2 separate regions of the Homo sapiens genome follow, and region 2 is linked to region 1. A link is an interaction called in ENCODE POLR2A ChIA-PET data of the cell type or tissue named here. Cell type or tissue: PC-9. All regions are shown on one strand.

Region 1 (4,000 bases):
ACCTGGCCCCTCCCTGCCTTTATTTCTGTTCTTCTCTTCAAGTAAGTTCCCAACCTTGTCCTATTTTACCTATTGAAACTCTCCACCTGATAAGGGCCAGCTCAAAAGGCACCTCCTCCATGAAGTTTTCCAAGATTCTCTAGACCATCAATACCCTTTCCCATCTTGGAATTCCTGAAGTTTTCTTTGTATCTGTCTTCTGGCCATCTCACAGTCTCTCATATTGTAGTTAATGCCTATAAACCTCACCTGCTAGAGTTAAGCTAGGCAATACTATATTATTTATCTTTCTTTTTCTTTTTCTTTGAGACGGAGTTTTGCTGTTGTTGCCCAGGCTGGAGTGCAATGGCACGATCTCAGCTCACTGCAATCTCCACCTCCTGGCCTCAAGTGATTCTCCTGCCTCAGCCTCCCAAGTAGCTGGGATTACAGGCATGCACCACCATGTCCAGCTAATTTTTTTTTGTATTTTTAGTAGAGACAGGGTTTCATCATGTTGGTCAGGCTGGTCTTGAACTCTTGACCTCAGGTGATCCACCTGCCCTGGCCTCCCAAAGTGTTGGGATTACAGGCGTGAGCCACCACGCTCGGCTTTAATTATATTTCTAAGCAAAGAGCATCCTACTAATCTTTGGGGCACCACAGTGCTTGGCACCATTACTAGCATATATGGCAGATACTCAATAAATATTTGTCATATGCAATAATAAATGATCAATAGATAAATGTCTCCCAACCTAAGTGGGTATTAATTAAGGCCTTTGAATATCTTCATACAAATTGTGGGTCACTCAAGAAATTAGCTCAAGGAAGAAAAAAAGCTGGATGGGTTTGTGTGGACTTGTAACTCATATCCCCAAGGTAATAGATTAAATTTATTTATTTATTTATTTATTTATTTATTTATTTATTTATAGACAGAGTCTCACTGTGTCGCCCAGACTGGAGTACAGTGGTGCGATCTCAGCTCACTGCAAGCTCCGCCTCCTGGGTTCACACCATTCTCCTGCCTCAGCCTCCAGAGTAGCTGGGACTACAGGTGCCCGACACCACACCTGGCTAATTTTTTGTATTTTTAGTAGAGACAGGGTTTCACCATGTTAGCCTGGATAGTCTCGATCTCCTGAGCTCGTGATCCACCCACCTCGGCCTCCCAAAGTGCTGGGATTACAGGCATGAGCCACTGCGCCCGGCTGTAATAGATTAAAGTGAGCAGTAGTAAATGTCTGGCCACTGCCCCACTTGGACCCTCCTGATAAAAGCAGGGCCAGGCCTGGCACAGTGGCTCATGCCTGTAATCCCAGTACTTTGGAAGGCCAAGGCAGGAGGATCACTTGAGGCCAGGAGTTCTATACCACCCTGGGCAACACAGCAAGACCCTATCTCTAAAAAAAATAATTAAATGTGAAGCTGAGGCAGGCAGATCACCTGAGGTAAGGAGTTCAAGACCAGCCTGGCCAATATGGTGAAACCCTATCTCTACTAAAAATACAAAAAAATTAGCTGGGTGTGGTGGAAGCCACCTGTAATTCCAGCTACTCGGGAGGCTGAGGCAGGAGAATCGTTTGAACCCAGGAGGCATAAGGTATAGTGGGCCGAGATCGCGCCACTGCCTGGGCAACAAGAGTGAGACTCTGTCTCAAAAAAAAAAAAAAATTAAACACATTAGCCAGGCATAGTCGTGTACACCTATCATCCTAGCTACTCAGGAGGCTGAGGTGGGAGGATTGCTTGAGGCCAGGAGTTTGAGGTTACAGTGAGCTGACTGCACCACTGCACTGCACTCTAGCCTGGGCAAGAGTGAGATCTTGTCTCAAAAAAGAAAATAAAATAAAGCAGGGCCAGTTCCTGATGTCAAGTCCTGCCATACACTAAACTAAGGGAGATGGGGCAGGATGCCTTGCCTCTACTGCAAACAAACCTTCTGACTTTCATCCCTTCAGGGAGCTGGATCCTAGACAGAGAGCTAGCTTTCCATTGGTGCAGAGATGAGGGCAGATCCTGCCCTTCCCCACCTCGAGTTTAGCCAGTTAGTGGTCTAATTAACCACAGATGTCCTCTCCCATCACAGCAGAGTATTTGACATTTGACCCTCAACCCAGTTGCCACTAATGCATTCAGGATTTACAGAGGAAACCTTAGTCCTGACTTAATGGACTGGGGGGAGGGGGCACAGCCTTGTGTCTCCCACTTTCCTTGCAAATCCTGTTATCTCAATGAGGCCCCAGGTGGCAGTGAGGGGATAACCTAGAGTCATTAGAACTCCTCCAGGAGCATAAATGGGGGAAATGGCATTTAATTTGCTGCTCCTTTTATGTTACAAACCTTTTTTATTTAGAAATGTCAGAGAATGGAGGAAGTTCAAGTTAATGCAGTAACTGGGCTGGGGAACCATATCTTCCTAGAGTTGGGAAAAAACCCAATTTACTCATGGAGAAATGAAGGAAGCCATAGGAATGCACGTGCTTTGAGAGGGATGCTGGGGGCAGGGTAGTTTATAAGTTGGCAGTGGAGCAGACACTAGGTAAACTGCTGGCAAAAACTGGCATAGACACAAGAGTGTATCCTGTATAATTCCATTTATATGAAATTCTACAGCAGGCATCTATAATGAGAGAAATGAGATGAGTTGCCTGGCCAGGGGGCGGGGGGTGCTGAGTGTAAAGGGACATGAGAAGTGTGATTCTACGGTGACAGAAATGTTTTATATGTTGCTTGGGGTGATGGTTACATGAGCAAATACATTTGCTGAAATTCATCAAATTGTATACTTAAAATACGCACACTTAATATACATAAATTATTCCTCAATAAAGTTGATTTTTAAATTCCCAGCATCAAGCTCTGTGATACCCTTCATTGGCTAAACCCTCCCAATAGCCAAAAAAAACCCCAGAAGAGTCATGCCAGTTCCTATTCCAGGGGGTGCTCACAAGAGAATGTGACTGTCAAATCTGTGCCTACAGAGGAAACCATTCCACTTCTTTGTTTTTCTGCCAACAGAAACAATTCGTGGTGGCTGTCCCATTTCCTTTTTCCTGGCATATCAAGCCTGGCTCCGAGACTTAAAGGGAAAACAGAGACAAAGAGTTCAGGGCTCGGCTGGGCGCAGTGGCTCACGCCTATAATCCCAACACTTTGGGAGGCCTAAGGGGACGGATCACGAGGTCAGAAGATCGAGTCTTGCTCTGTTGCCCAGGCTGGAGTGCAGTGGCAGAATCTCCGCTCACTGCAACCTCTGCCTCCTGGGTTCAAGCGATTCTCCTGCCTCAGTCTCCTGAGTAGCTGGGATTACAGGCGCATGTCACCATGCCCTGCTAATTTTTGTATTTTTAGTAAAGATGGGGTTTCACCATGTTGGTCAGGCTGGTCTCGAATTCCTGACCTCGTGATCTGCCTGCCTCAGCCTCCCAAAATGCTGGGATTACAGATGTGAGCTACTGCACCTGGCCCAGCCTAGGAAATTTTTAACTCAGCTAACATTGGTGAACAATCCATATCTCAACTAGGGGAGACTTACCCCTCATTTCTACTAGGCCACATGTAGATGATTCACTGTAGGGATTAGCCCTATTATTATTATTTTTTTAGTTGTGTGAAATTTTATATCCCAGAGAGTTCTATTCCATTTCAATTGAACTGTTCCTATTGAAATATCTGCTACGTGCTTCATTCTGTTAGGTAGGTGTGTGGGAGGAGGAGAACACAAGGGGAGAAAGTGTTGTACATGCAAAAGAAACAGGAGGCTTATAATCTCATCAGGGAGATGAAAAAAAACCCTGACACCCTCAAAGTCAAAGCAGTATGCAATTAAGTGAGAATCCAGGGATACAGACATCAAGAACAGCAGAGGCTCAGAGAAGGATGAGGCTAGCATGGCCAGAGGGTCAGGCTCCCAGTCCTCATACATCAGGCCAGAAACAAGGCACCTAATGCCTCTCCTGGTATTGCACCAAGAGCACTTGACATTAGGAGAATCTACAAGATCATGCTACACTCC
Region 2 (4,000 bases), 100 kb before region 1:
CTTTAGGCCTAAAGCAATAAGCTCCTTCCTCTCTTTCCCTAAGCACTTGCTGTTCCTTCAGACTGTAAACTTTCCCCCCACATTGCTTCTCCTGGCCAACGCCTGCTCCTACTCAGAGCTCCACTGAGTCATCCCTTCCTCTAAGAAAACCTCTCTTCGCCCTTCCAGATGATGCCCAGGTCAGTTTCCACACTATCCCCACTTCAAGAGCTGTGTATATTTCCTTCAAAGATTTCCACTGGCCAGGCGTGGTGGCTCACGCCTGTAACCCCAGCACTTTGGGAGGCCAAGACGGGCAGATCACCTGAAGTCAGGAGTTCAAGACCAGCCTGGCCAACACAGTGAAACCTGCTCTCTACTAAAAATACAAAAATTAGCCGGGTGTGGTGGCACGTGCCTGTAGTCTCAGCTACTTGGGCGGCTGAGGCAGGAGAATCGCTTGAATCCAAGAGACAGAGGTTGCAGTAAGCTGAGAGGGCGCCATTGTACTCCAACCCGGGCAACAGAGCAAGACTCCATCTCAAAAAAAAAAAAAAAAAAAAGATTTCCATCTGCTAATCACTATTCATCTATTAGTGTATCTGATTATCCACCTCTCCTCCCTCTCCTCCGCCACTCTGTTTCATGGGGACAGGGACCACATTGAATTTTGCAGTAGCTTAGTAATTGGCACAGAGTTGGCAACCCAATACACTTTTTTTTTTTTTTTGAGACGGAGCCTTGCTCTGTCGCCCAGGCTGGAGTGCAGTGGTGCAATCTCAGCTCACTGCAAGCTGTGCCTTCCGGGTTCATGCCATTCTCCTGCCTCAGCTTCCTGAGTAGCTGGGACTACAGGCACCCGCCACCATGCCTGGCTAATTTTTTTTTGTATTTTCAGTAGAGACGAGGTTTCACTGTGTTAGCCAGGATGGTCTGGATCTCCTGACCTCGTGATCCACCTACCTTGGCCTCCCAAAGTGCTGGGATTACAGGTGTGAGCCACCACACCTGGCCACCAAATACTTTTTTATTTTTTTTTAAGAGACAGGGTCTCCATCTGTCACCTAGGCTAGAGTACAGTGGCATGATCATAGCTCACTGCAATCTCAAACTCTGGGACTCAAGCAATCCTCCCTCCTCAGCCTCCCAAAGCACTGAGATTACAGGCATGAGCCACTGCTCACAGCCAACATTTGCTAAAAGTGATTTAAAGTTTTCATGGAAGTTTACCCCTAAATACTTCAGGAAGTTTTCTTACTACAATATCATGATCATAGGCTGCGTGCAGTGGCCACACTTTAATCCGAGCACTTTGGAAGGCCAAGGTGGGCGGGTCACCTAAGGCCAGGAGTTCAAGAATAGCCTGGCCAACATGGTGAAACCCTGTCTCTACTAAAAATACAAAAACTAACCAGGCATAGTGGTGCGCCTGAAATCCCAGCTACTCAGAAGGCTGAGGCAGGAGAATTGCTTGAACCCGGGAGGCAGAGGCTACAGTGAGCCAAGATCTCTCCACTGCACTCCAGCCTGGGCAACACAGCGAGACTCAGTCAAAAAAAAAATACATATATATATATATATACCCACACACACACACACACACATATGTATATATATGTTTATATATAAAATGATCATACCTCAGAAAATTACCCATTCCTTAATATCATCCAATATGTAGCCCATATTCAAATTTACCAACTTGTCCTCCAAAATGCTTTTTTTGTATTTGATTTGTTCCAACCAAGATCTTTATTTACTTATTTATTTTTTGGGACTGGGTCTTGCTTTGTCGCCTAGGCTTCTGGCACAATCACAGCTCACAGCAACCTCAACCTCCAGGCCTCAGCCTCCTGAGTAGCTGGGACCACAGACGCGTGCCACCATATCCAGCTAATTTATTTATTTATTTATCTATTTATTTTATTATACTTTAAGTTCTAGGGTACATGTGCACAACGTGCAGGTTTGTTACATATGTATACATGTGCCATGTCGGTGTGCTGCACCCATTAACTCGTCATTTACATTAGGTATATCTTATTTATTTATTTATTTATTTATTTTGGTAGAGATAGGCTCTTGCTATGTTGCCTAGGCTGGTCTTGAACTCCTGGGTTCAAGCAATCCTCCTCCCTGGGCCTCCAAAAGTGCTGGGATTACAGGCATGAGCCACTGTGCCTAGCTCCAACCAAAATCTAAATACGGTCTGCGCACTGCATTTCGCTATGTCCCTTAAGTCTCATTTAAATCTAGAATAACTTTTTCCCCCTTTGCCATTGACTTGGTGAACTGCTAAAGTATTTTAAGTAAATTACAGACATCATGTCCCACCTTCTAGATTTCTCTGATTGCTTCCTCATGGTGTTGTTTATCCCGTATTTTCTGTAAACTGGAAATTAGATCTCCAGGCTTGATTAGCTTCAGGTTGACTATGCTGACAAAAACACTTTGTGGGTGAAGCTTCCTCCAACATATTGCGTTCCCTTGGGGTGTCCCTGATGCCTGAGTTTCACTGTTAGTGATATAATATTGATCAGTTGCTCCCCTTGGCAACAGCCAATCCTTCTATCAAGAAATTGCATTTTTTGGCTGGGCGAGGTGGCTCATGCCTGTAATCCCAGCACTTTGGGAGGCCAAGGCCAGTGGATCACTTGAGGTCAGGAGTTTGAGACCACCCTGGCCAACATGGTGAAACCCCATCTCTACCAAAAATCCAAAAATTAGCTGGGTGTGGTGGCATGCACCTGTAGTCCCAGCTACTCGGGAGGCTGAGGCAGGAGAATCTCTTAAACCTGGGAGGCAGAGGCTTGCAGTGAGCTGAGATCGTGCCACTGCACTCCAGCCTGGGCGACAGAGTGAGACTGTCTCTAAAAAAAATTAATGAACAGAAGAAAAGTCATATTTTACAGATGAGGAAAACAGAGGCTCTGCCTCATTCAGTCACTCGCCCCAGAAAGCAGCAAGAGATGGTTAAGACCTAAAGGAAGGCAGTGGCCACAGGAACGGACGGGTTTTCAAAGGAGAATCAGCAGCATCTGCAAACAACTGGCTGTGTTGGGGAGGGAACCAGAAGCCCTGGCAGAAGCAGAGACTTCCCTCACATCTCGGGTGGGACATGAGGAGACAGAGCAACTTGGGGGGAAGGTAATGAGCTCAGGCTCCAGGCTTCCCAGATGTCTCCAAGCCGCTCTCTAGGGAAATGGTGTTTATAACATGACAATGTCTATAATTTGGCTTCCGGCATGACTCGATAATTAGCTTAAGTTATCCCTCATTGGCATTTTATTCAAAGCAAGGACACTCTTCCATTCATTCTGATGAGGCCTGCCTTCTGTGAGTGTTCCAGGGTAAGTGTGAACTGAGAGCTGTGCCTCTGTCTCTTTTGACTGAAGTGGGCTGGAGACTGAAGTTGGTGGGGTGGTTGAAGTGTCTGCTCACTGGGCTCAAGTCTGTCTCTGGGGCTTGAAGGTGTGGGCTCCCCCTCGGACAGGGTGTGGGGGGTGCTGAGACCTGCACATTCAATGCCTAGCAGGAGTTTGGCCCAGAGATTGGTTTCCAAGAGGTGTGTGAAGGAGGCAGTGACCAGGAAGATGGGGGATAGATCCCCTGGGAGGCAGTGTGGAGGACTACAACCAAGATGCTTCAGGCTGAACAGGGCTGTGCTCAGGGGAAATGGGAATGCTTCTGGGTTAGGACGCATTGACCAGGTTGATTCTGTGGGACTGAGTGGCTGATTCAGAGAAGGAGTGAAGAAGACAGAGTTGAGAAGGCCCCCATGTCTTTGTCTCCAGAGAAAGTGGAGGCTAGTAGCTGAGGCAGGACCTGGAAGAGGAAGGGTGGGTCTGGGGTGGGGAGATGCGGAGCTTAGTTTAGATGCGGAGGGAGTGGCCAGAGGAGACCTGGAAAAGGAGGCCTGGGACTGGAGAGGTGAGGACCAGGTCACAGGCACACAGGTCAAGGTTAAAGCCACAGACATGGATAAGCTCTTCCAGGGGAAGCCAAGCGGATCCAGAAGTGG

The links. Peaks named below come from ENCODE experiments on the same cell type or tissue, not always from the same donor. Only the 100,000 strongest peaks of a DNase experiment are listed, where the experiment ranks them.
Region 2: POLR2A ChIA-PET joins it to region 1 with 10 read pairs; 5 of 35 experiments call an interaction of 5 or more read pairs at or near these places.

Annotation. Positions count from the first base shown.
Region 1 is chr17:38,787,305-38,791,304 of GRCh38, forward strand. All of the region lies in intron 1 of PIP4K2B (phosphatidylinositol-5-phosphate 4-kinase type 2 beta), which reads right to left. Among named protein-coding and RNA genes, the nearest start is that of PIP4K2B, 10 kb to the right of the region's middle. In PC-9, no CTCF peak of the experiment used is centred here; no DNase peak of the experiment used is centred here; H3K27ac peaks cover 746 bases.
Region 2 is chr17:38,687,384-38,691,383 of GRCh38, forward strand. No RefSeq gene overlaps it. Among named protein-coding and RNA genes, the nearest start is that of MIR4734, 13 kb to the right of the region's middle. In PC-9, no CTCF peak of the experiment used is centred here; no DNase peak of the experiment used is centred here; H3K27ac peaks cover 447 bases.